Linked DNA regions of Homo sapiens: region 1 is linked to region 2. Evidence: chromatin contacts called from ENCODE Hi-C data. All regions are on one chromosome and are shown on one strand. The core of a region is the stretch at or near the end of the contact, and the rest is flanking DNA. Distances in the headings are between cores, read along the strand shown.

Region 1 (4,881 bases), core at 1,562-4,061, 920 kb before region 2:
CTCGGAGGGCTGTTGCAGTCACCAAGTGACTGGACCTGAAGGTAAGCTGCCCAAGGGGCTCAATTGTGAGTGTTCCCTCCTCCCACCCAAGGTCAGCCTTGTCAATAATAAACACAGTGACTCTCTGAGCACCTGCCAAGGGCCAGGCCCGCCACATACGGTGTTATTCTCACAATCTACAAGAAAAGTACTATTAGCGCCATATTCCCAAGGAAGAAAGTGAGTGCCCAGAGAAAAAACTAAAATTTCTTGGAGGTGAAAAATAGAGACCAGGCTCAGTGGCTCACACCTGTACTCTGAAAGCACTTTGGAAGGCTGAGGCGGAAGGATCACTTGAGCTCAGGAGTTTGAGAACAGCCTGGACAGCATGGGGAGACCCCGTCTCCACAAAAATTAGCTGGGTGTGGTGACATGTGCCTGTGGACCCAGCTACATGGGGAGCTGAGGTGGGAGAACTGCTTGAGCCTGGGAGGTCGAGGTTGCAGTAAGCCAAAATTGCCGCACTGCATTCCAGCCTGGGTGGCAGAGTAAGACCTTATCTGGGAAAAAAAAAGAAAGAATCACTGAAAAGAAAATTTTTATATGAAAGTTGAAAGATAAAACCGAAGAATAAGGCCGAGCGTGGTGGCTCATGCCTGTAATCCCAGCACTTTGGGAGGCAGAGGTGGGCAGATCACGAGGTCAGGAGTTTGAGACTAGCCTGACCAACATGACCAACATGATGAAACCCCGTCTCTACTCAAAATACAAAAATTAGCCGGGGGTGGTGGCGCACGCCTATAATCCCAGCTACTCAGGACGCTGAGGCAGGAGAATCGCTTGAACCTGGGAAGCGGAGGTTACAGTGAGCCAAGATCGCACCACTGCACTCCAGCCTGGGAGACAGAGTGAGACTCCGTCTCAAAACAAACACACAAACAAACAAAAACCCCGAAGAATAACAGAAGTATACAACAACAAAAAAGAAATGGAAAACAAGAGAAACGGGATGAAGGGCCTGGAAGGTCAATGCAGGAAAAGACATGGTGATGATCACGTCCGGACGGCAGCTTAGCAAGACAGCAGCCAGGAGCAAAGGGTTAACAATTGGCCAAAAGCAGGCAAAGGCTGAAAAACTCTTCTAGGCACTTTTATTAATTTGTTTTTTGAGGCAGAGCCTTGCTCGGTCTCCCAGGCTGGAGTACTGTGGCATGATCTTGACTCACAGCAACCTCCAACTCCCAGGTTCAAGCGATTCTCCTGACTCAGCCTCCCTAGTAGCTGGGACTACAGGCACGCACTACCATGCCTGGCTAATTTTTGTATTTTTAGTAGAGATGAAGTTTCACCATGTTGGCTAGGCTGGCCCCGAACTCCCAACCTCAAGTGATCTGCCTGCCTCAGCCTCCCAAAGTGCTGGGATTACAGGTGTGAGCCACTGCTCCCAGCCTCTTCTAGGCACTTCGGAAAAGTGCAGCGATTACTGACCACACGAAGGCCAGAGATGCAGCAGGCATCTATTTACATGCATTAAATACATATATTATCTTCATGCATTTACACATTCATTCAACAAACATTACTGAGCGCCTGCCGTGGGCTGGCATGGTCCTGGGCACAGCTCCGCTTGCAGGAAGCCCACTTTCTCCTGGGGAGTCAAAGCACAAACAAAGCCAAGTCAGTACGTAAAGAAGCAGGGGTGATGAGAGATGCGGACCCAGGAGGGGTTCAAGGGGCTGTCCTGGACGCATGACAGGGAAGCATAGCTTCTTAAAGGACTCGGCAGTGCACCATGAGAAGACACGCACCAGGGAGCAGAGAGAAACGCCAGAACCCTCTCGAAGAAGGAGGGATGTGAGGAGGTCAGGATAGTCACCTGTGCTGAGCCATCATGGAGAGTGAGGGCCTGTAAGGGTGGACACAGTATGCAGGAGGGACAAATCTTCCTCACCGGACAGGTGGGGATCCCTGCGGTGCACTAGGGGAATGCACACAGGGGGCACTATGACCTGGCGGCCCACGGGGCACGGGGACGCACCAGGTAGCCTTGGGATCTGCAAGTCCCTCCCGGACCCTGGGGAGTGCCATGACGGCTTCCAGCAGCAGTCACTGTCCTGGGCGCGTCCCGCGCTCTAGCCCAGGTGGGTCCCACAACGGTGTGACCAAGGACGTCCTATGACCACCCCTTGACAGGTAAGGAAACTGAGGCAGGAGAGGCGAAGCAACTCGCCCAAGGAATGGGCTGTGCCGGTAGCTTCTCCAAGGCCTGGTGCGCCCTGGCCTGTGCGCGTGATCCCGGGCGGGGTCTCAGTACGAACAGGGGCTTCGCGATGTGGCCAGCGCGGGCTTATCTCCGTGCCGTGACGACAAGGCTAGAAGCCTGGGCGGCCGCGGTGGATCCTCGTGGCGAGGCGGGGAGGGCGCCGGGCCTCACTGGCCCGCTCGAACCAGGGCTGCGCAGGGCAGAGCCCAAGGGAGAGGGCCGCGCGGCCGCCGTAACGTCGGAGACGACGCCTGGCAGGCGCCAGCAAACGCAGAAGACCCGCGAGGGCGAGGCAGGGAGGGCGCGACGCGACAACGACCACGTGCCCCGCCCGCCCAGGCGCGCGGCCTGCCGGGAGACGCAGTCCAAACCTTTCGGGAGCAGGACTAGGGGTCCCAGAGAGCCTCGCGGCGCGCATGCGAGCCCCGGCCCCCTCTCGCGCAGCCTGCCGGGACTTGTAGTCCAACGCCAGCAGGCTTCCGGGCCCGGAGTGGGCGGTGGGACTCGGGGTCCCAGAGAGCCGTGCGCGGGCCGCGACGCCGAGCACCGCCCTCGCCGTCGCCTCCGGGCTTTCTCCGGTCGCTGCCGCCACCACCGTTGCTTCGCGGGCTGGGAGGCCCGGGGTCCCCGGGCGAACAGAGGCTGCGGGTGGGAGCCTTCGCGGGCGCTGCAGAGCGGGCCGGGGGAGGCCGGGATGGAGCCCCGCGGAGGTGGGCGCGCTGCCGGGCGGGGCGCTTGCGGCGATTGGGGAGGGGGCAGAGGGAGGGGCCCGGGGCGGGGCTCGGTGGCGGGGACACCGGGGCGGGGGCACCGGGAGGAAGCTGCCTTGGAAGAGGTGGGGGCGGCGACGGGAGGGGCGGCGAGCCCCCGGGAGCCTGGGCGTTAGGCCCGGGCGTGGCGGGGCCCCGGCGGCCTGGGGGGTCTCCTGGGCCCCCCCCCACCCATGGAGCCCGCCGCCCCGGAGGTCGGTCTCAGATGACTGAACTGGGCACCGAGCGCCCCTGGTGTCCCTCGCAGTGGACTGACGCCGCAGGGGCGAGCTAGCCGGCTCCGCGCCTCTCCGCGGGATCCAGACGCCTCCTGGGGCTGCTGGCGGAGGGTCTGAGGCGGCGCGGCCATGGCTCACCTCCGGGGATTTGCCAACCAGGTGAGAAGGGTGCAGGTCAGGAAGACTAGCGGCCTCTCACCGAGGGGCTCCAGAGTCTCCTGGGGGTTCAGAGGGGAGCGCCACGCCGGAGCGGGCAGTGGGGTGAGGGAAGGAGCGCGCGTCGTGCGACCAGCGGAGCCGTCCTGAGGTGGGCGCAGGGCGGCCCCGGGGCTCTGCCGTGTGCCTGTGGCGTTTTGCGTGGCAGAAGCTCGCAGGCCTCTAGAAACCGAGCCCCTGGTGGCTCCGCCTGTGCGAGGGCGGTGGAGGTGCGTGAAGAGACACCGGCGCAGGGACGGGGCGCTGCCCCCAGCGCGGGGCGGGAACCTCATGTCAGCATCCGAAGGCAGTGGAAGGTCGGGGGCCACCCTGCGGCCTCGGCCTGGGCCGCGGGTCATTCTGGCCGTGTTGGGCTGGGCAGGGGCTGTAGGGGAGACCCTGGCGGGCGCTGAGGGGCTGAGATTGTGGAGAAGCAGATCTGAGTGGCCGGTGTGCAGGGAAAGCAGAGAACACGTGTGTGCTTTGGCCCAGGGGAGGGTGAAAAGGCTGCTCTGTCAGGACCGTTTAACCCCTGCGACGGGCGGTTGCCCGAACATGAGACTCATCTTTCTTCTTTAAAGAAGTCGTTTCCACTATGGAGCCACCTTTAAGCGTCTGGTGGGACAGCCTCGGAGGGAGCCACTACGGCGAGCCCTTAGCCTGGAATGAGGACCAGCTGCTGGTGCCAAAGGGCTTGCCGGGGAAGGAGGGTGGGGTCAGCCAACCTGGGGCCTGGGGACTTGCATTCTCTACCCCTCCCCACTTTTTTGACTCTGGCCGCTGGGTTTTCTTACATCTTAGCTGTTCGGTTTTATTCTCCTTGATGCCTTGGCTCTACCTAAGGCGTTGGAATCGCCGCTAAAATGTGTGGCCCTCCTTGTTCACTCCTATGTGCTGAATGGAGAGTTGGGCCTGCAGTGGAACAGGAAGGGCGTCTGTTCGCGTAGGGGCAGGAACTGGAGTCAGGGCTGCTTTGGAGGAAACCGGACCAGCCTAGAGACCCGGAACACCATGTGCAGCTGTTGGGCCAGGCAACCTGGACCTGCGTGGTCACAGATGAGACTGGGGCTTGCTGACTGTTGCTGAATTAAGCTAACAGATTTTTGGTTTGCTTTTGGCATTCTGTATCTGGTAACTTACATGACTAAGGTGCTGGGAGAAAAATCTGCCACCAGTTTATTTTACTTTATTTTTATTTTTTTGAGACGGAGTTTCGCTTTTGTTGCCCAGGTTGGAGTGCAATGGTGCAATCTCAGCTCACTGCACCCTCTGCCTCCCAAGTACAAGCGATTCTCCTGTCTTGGCCTCCCAAGTAGCTTGGATTACAGGCATGCGCCACCATGCCCAGCTAATTTTGTATTTTTAGTAGAGACGGAGTTTCACCATGTTGGTCAGGCTGGTCTCAAACTCCTGACCTCAGGTGATCTGCTTGCCCTGGCCTCCCAACGTGCTGGGA
Region 2 (4,763 bases), core at 260-2,759:
CTAAAATCAATCTTTTAACAAAATAAAACCCAAATTCCAATGACAAGGCTCTACATGGTCTGACCCTTGCCTCCTCCCAGGCCCTTCAGTGTTGTCCAAGGAAACCAGGTGGCCTGTCAAAGCCATCTCAGTCACGAGAGCCCAGAAGTTCCAGCTCTGTTCGAAGACTGGCGGCCATCAGTTGTCTCCGCTAAGACCGCATCCACTTAGGGCAAGGTTGCTCCCTGGGCAGTCTTATTCAGCAGATAAACCATTTCTAAAAATATGAACACAGCACTCGGCCAGGGCATCCCTTGGAGGTGCCATTTCTAGGTGTTACAACTGGAAAGGCAGGTGCACAAAATCCAAAACTGAAATTCTATCACGCTTTGCTTTGTGGGCTCGGCCTAGCCACTTCAGAGGGGCACGAGCGGCCCTCTCTGCGGGAGGAGCAGACACAAACGCTCTTCAGGGCGAAAGCAAACAGGTGGGGCGGGGTTTGGGGCTCTGTTAAAACGCCTCTCGCAGCGCTCTGAGCCTCCTGGATTGGAGCTCTCGCAGGCGGAGGCCACGACCTAGTTTAGCGTCCTTAGGGTAGCGCCGAGTCCTGCTCGTTCTGGGCGGGGGTATGAAGGAGGTACGAAAAGAGGGGGCCGGGCGCCCACTTCTGAGGAGAACAACGGCGGACCCTGCGTTCGGAGCTACCCTGGCCGCCCACCCCGCCCCGCTCCCTGCGAGGAGCGGAGATCTCAGAAACCAGAAACGGCGCCCACCGCACCCCACACGGCCCCACCTGGGGCCGCCTCCACGTGATGTCCTCGCGGAACTGGGCCAGCGGCGTAGACAAGTCGCAGAAGAGCGAGGAGTCCGCGGCGGGGAAGGCGGCGTCCCGGAACAGCTCCCTCGCCGGCGTCGCGCCCCGGCCCGCCCGCATCCTCGGCTCCGCGGGCTCCCATCTGCAGCCGGTTGCCTCGGGGTCGCAGCCCCGGAGAGAAGGCGAGTCAGCCGCCGCCGCCTCCGGCCCGCCCCGCCCGTTCCCCGCCCGGCCCAGCCCTCCAAGCCCGAGGGCCCCGCAGGTGCTGGACCAGGCCAGTACGCCGGCCCGCTAGTCTCCCATTGGTAACCAGGCGGCAGCCAACCGGGCGTGGGGTCTCGGGTCACGTGACAGGCGGCCCAATCGCACTCGCGCGACGGAAAGCGCCACGGACGTCGGAGGCCCAGGGGGCGGGGCTCCCGAGCTCCGCTCTTTCGTGGTCGGGCGGCGGACCGCACTGTATTTTTTCCTTCCGGGGGCGGCGGAGCCCAGGGCTATCCCGGCCTCCGCTCATACCCGGAGGGCCGGCAGGCGTTCAGTCCTCCAGCCGGTGAGGCTCGGGCCGGGGTGTCGGGACCGCCTGAACACGCGGGCTCTGGGAGCTTCAGGGACCAGGGAGCCACCTCGGCCGAGTTGCGTCGCAGACTACAGCTCCCAGCATGCGCCGCCGCTCCCAGCATGCACCTTCCTCCCGAAACGCGTCTCTGCTTCCGGCGCTCTGCTGCGGAGGCCGTGGCCGCGGGTAGTTGGGAGGAACCGAGATTTACGCTTGGTAAGGCAAGTTGCGAGCTGTCCGGCGCCGGTCGAGTTCCTGCCGCCGTCGTCGTCAGGCAGGGGAGAAGGGGGCCTCAACCCCTCTAGTGACAGCTGTTTGCTACCTAATAGGGCTTTTCATCCCACCGGGCCCCAGGGCCTTCGTTAGGAGCCCAGCAGGCTCAACTTCTTGCTGTGGTTCTGGAAAAGGGAGTGACCACCTGGCTCAACACCTCTCTCTGTGATGTGTTTGGGAGTTTTGGGAAATGAGACGGCTCCGAGGGAAGAGCTTGAGGGAGCGGCGTCGCACTCGTTCGACCTTCCCGGGCCTGGGCTTTGTTTCTAGGCATTTTAGGTTGAACGCTCTACATCTTAACTGGGGGCAGGGGAGGTGGCCAGAGCATCCCGCTGAGCGTTTTCCGATTCCCCAGATGGCCAGGCACCTGGTCCTGGTGGCTGGACAGTGACCCCGTGGACGCACATTTACAGCTATAGCCATTCAGTGCCGCGGGGAGGTGAGGATAGTGATCCTGGGACCTGCTCGAGGATTCACCCTTGCCCCAAGAACCTGTTCCATTCCCAGGAATGAAGGCGGTCAGGCAGGGGAGGAGAAGGGGGCCTCAACTCTTCTAGTGACAGCAGTTTGCCACCTAATAGAGCTTTTCAGATTTTGCCTCCTCAGGCCATTTTACTCAGCCTCGGACTATCAAGGATGGTCACATTGAAGCTGTTTTTCTGCAGTCAGGAGCGAAAAGTCCCGGCTGTTGAAGGAGAAACTGAATCTGGTTCAGGAGTCCCAGGTTCCTCCCTCTGAGAGGCCAGGTGGGGCCTGCGTGAGTAGCAGTTGTTCAGGTGGCAGGACACTGCTGTTTTCATCCCACCTGGCCCCAGGCCCCTGATTAGGGGCCCAGAGTGCTTATGTACTTGCCTCGGTCTGAGAAAGGGAGTGACTGCATAGCCCAACACCTGTGGGATGCCTCACTGCCCAGATGTTTCATCTCCGGGATGCTTCATTGCCCATTCAGCACCCTCTATGGTGCTGACTCTTCCGGAAGATGTTTCTGATTCCTTGCTAGGCTGGTGGTTGCACCATAGCTGAGAGGACTCAAGAAGAGCCTGGTCTCAGCTTCACCTAGGAGTCCCGGAGGAGTAAGAAACACGTATCTTTCCTGTTCTGGGCACATATGGGTGGGTAGCAGAGCTGAGGCTAGCTGAGGATCCCGACTCTCCTTTGGGAGCCTTTGTTGTGCCGCTCTCCCAGGCTGATCAGATCTGGAGAGCTAACAGCTTCCTGTGGCCACATCTGTGTCCAAGGCTGGGCCCATGCCTGTAGCCAGATTGCCAGGATCTGGAAGGGGCCAAGAGACAGCTGGTGCTGGGTAGGCAGCAGCCCTGTGTCAACCTGCCCCCACTATTACCCCATGCTGTGATTTGCATGTGGTCTGCCCCTGCCCAAAATGGTATTGAAATTTGAGCCTCAATGAGGCAGTGTTAGGAGGTGGTGCCTAGTAGGAGGAGTTTGGGTAATAGGGGTGGATCCCTCATGGATAGGTTAGTGTCCTTTGTGGAGGGGTGAGTTCCCATGAGAGCTGGTTAGAGAGTCAGCCTTCCTGCGGTTGTCTCTTGCTTCCTCTCTCGCCATATGGCCACGTAATCTCTTTGTGCATGCCTCTCCCCTTCTACTTGCTGCCTTGAGTTGAAGTAGCATGAGGCCCTCACCAGGTGCAGCTGCCCAATCTTGAAATTTCCACCAGAATTTTGAGCCAAATAAACCTGTTTTGCTTTTTTAAAAAAATAAATTCCCCCACCTTGGCTGGGCGCAGTGGCTCACGCCTGTAATCCCAGCACTTTGGGAGGCCGAGGCGGGCGGATCACGAGGTCAGATCGAGACCATCTTGGCTAACACGGTGAAACCCCATCTCTACTGAAAAAAAAAAAGAAACAAAAAAATTAGCCAGGTGTGGTGGCGGGCACCTGTAGTCCCAGCCCCTCACTCGGGAGGCTGATTGAGGCAGGAGAATGGTGTGAACCCGGGAGGCGGAGCTTGCAGTGAGCCCAGATCGCACCACTGCACTCCAGCCTGGGCGACAGAGCGAGACTCCGTCTCTAAATAAATAAATAAATAAATAAAACAAACCCAACCTCAGGTATAGCAGTGTGAAACAGACTAAGACATTCCACATGCCCTGTGGTCCCATCTGCTACCCCAGGGTGCAAAGATGTTCCCTCAGCCCTGAAGAATGACATTCCCCCCGGCTCCTGGGATATCTGGAGGGGTTGTAAGCAGCTTGGGTTGGTGAGATAAGGAGTTTGGGGGGCAGCTGATTCATGACCCTGGCCTCCTCAACTGCAGGCTCTTGGTCTGAAGTACTGTAATTAAAGTATGAGAGCCTCGGGGCCCTCACTTCAAGGAGGGAAGAGCATCCCCATGCCTCAGCGTTTGGGGATTGTAGGGAGATGAGAGTCCTTCAGGTGGGACTAGTTCCCGCCATGACCCCACTGCTGGCCAGTGGCCTGAAACGCATCTGACCACTTCTCAGGTTCATGGGTGTTGAGGAGGAGCCCTGTGGAATCAACCCTGTCTGCCTCCTCTTATCCTGCCACTCCTCTTGCTCTGTCTGGATGACTGCCCTTGTTTTTCAAGGGAATGTTCCCTGTCTTCCTCAGCCAGGATTTTTTCTGAACTTGACATCTCCGTTTGTTCAGGGGGCAATCATTGGGCACTTCACTGTGCTGGTCCTTGCATTCTCATGGAGATGCAGAGATTAAAAATTAGTATCTTGTCCACATACTGCCCAGAGTTAGCAAGGATTGCTTTTCTGTGGATTTGTCTCAGGTCGGGCACAGTGGGGGTAGGGTCCTTCTCGAACCTTTTCCTAGCCTAAAGGTTCCAGCTGAATCTTCCCAGGCAGGGCTGAAACAGGAACCATTTTAGGCTTTGCTGCAACCCATGGTCAGTTCTCCAAGAAAAGTGAAGAGGGTTCCACCTGGGGCAGCCCTCAAGGGCTCAGAGGGCCAAAACACACGTACAACATGTTGAGACACTGAGTTTGTGCGATCCCCACACATCTCAGCAGTGAGTATTTCTGCCTCATTTTACCGATGAGGAACCTGAGCTTCAAAGGGAAGAGGTGACAGCTCAGGACCACACAGCTGTAGGTAGGAGGCAGGAAAATAGGGTCTGAGTGCAGGGAACATAGGCTGATTCACACTTCAG

What was found. Hi-C counts contacts between places; a loop is a spot of excess contacts on that map. Pooled maps may share reads with other maps.
Region 1: a loop to region 2 is called in a map of B cell, with 33 times the contacts of the local background. The contact joins the promoter of STK25 here to the promoter of CAPN10-DT in region 2. A Hi-C loop is called at or near these places in 3 of 168 maps with a recorded cell type or tissue (B cell, CD4-positive, alpha-beta T cell and naive thymus-derived CD4-positive, alpha-beta T cell), 3 of 37 single-sample maps with no recorded cell type and 14 of 50 pooled maps.

What each region holds. Positions count from the first base shown.
Region 1 is chr2:241,506,514-241,511,394 of GRCh38, reverse strand. STK25 (serine/threonine kinase 25) reads left to right here and starts at 2,811. Exons shown (of 12, transcript NM_001271977.2): 1 at 2,811-2,952; 2 at 3,260-3,389. The coding sequence starts at 3,360. It overlaps LOC107985788 (a long non-coding RNA gene), which reads right to left and starts at 2,523. Exons shown (of 2, transcript XR_001739177.2): 1 at 2,298-2,523; 2 at 1,500-1,957. RefSeq lists silencers at 2,407-3,176, 3,457-3,506 and an enhancer at 3,937-3,986.
Region 2 is chr2:240,583,062-240,587,824 of GRCh38, reverse strand. CAPN10-DT (CAPN10 divergent transcript) reads left to right here and starts at 1,509. Exons shown (of 1, transcript NR_103792.1): 1 at 1,509-4,763. It overlaps CAPN10 (calpain 10), which reads right to left and starts at 1,091. Exons shown (of 12, transcript NM_023083.4): 1 at 773-1,091. The coding sequence starts at 913. RefSeq lists a silencer at 825-1,054 and enhancers at 254-1,080, 1,019-1,313, 1,365-1,544, 2,535-2,904, 3,275-3,344.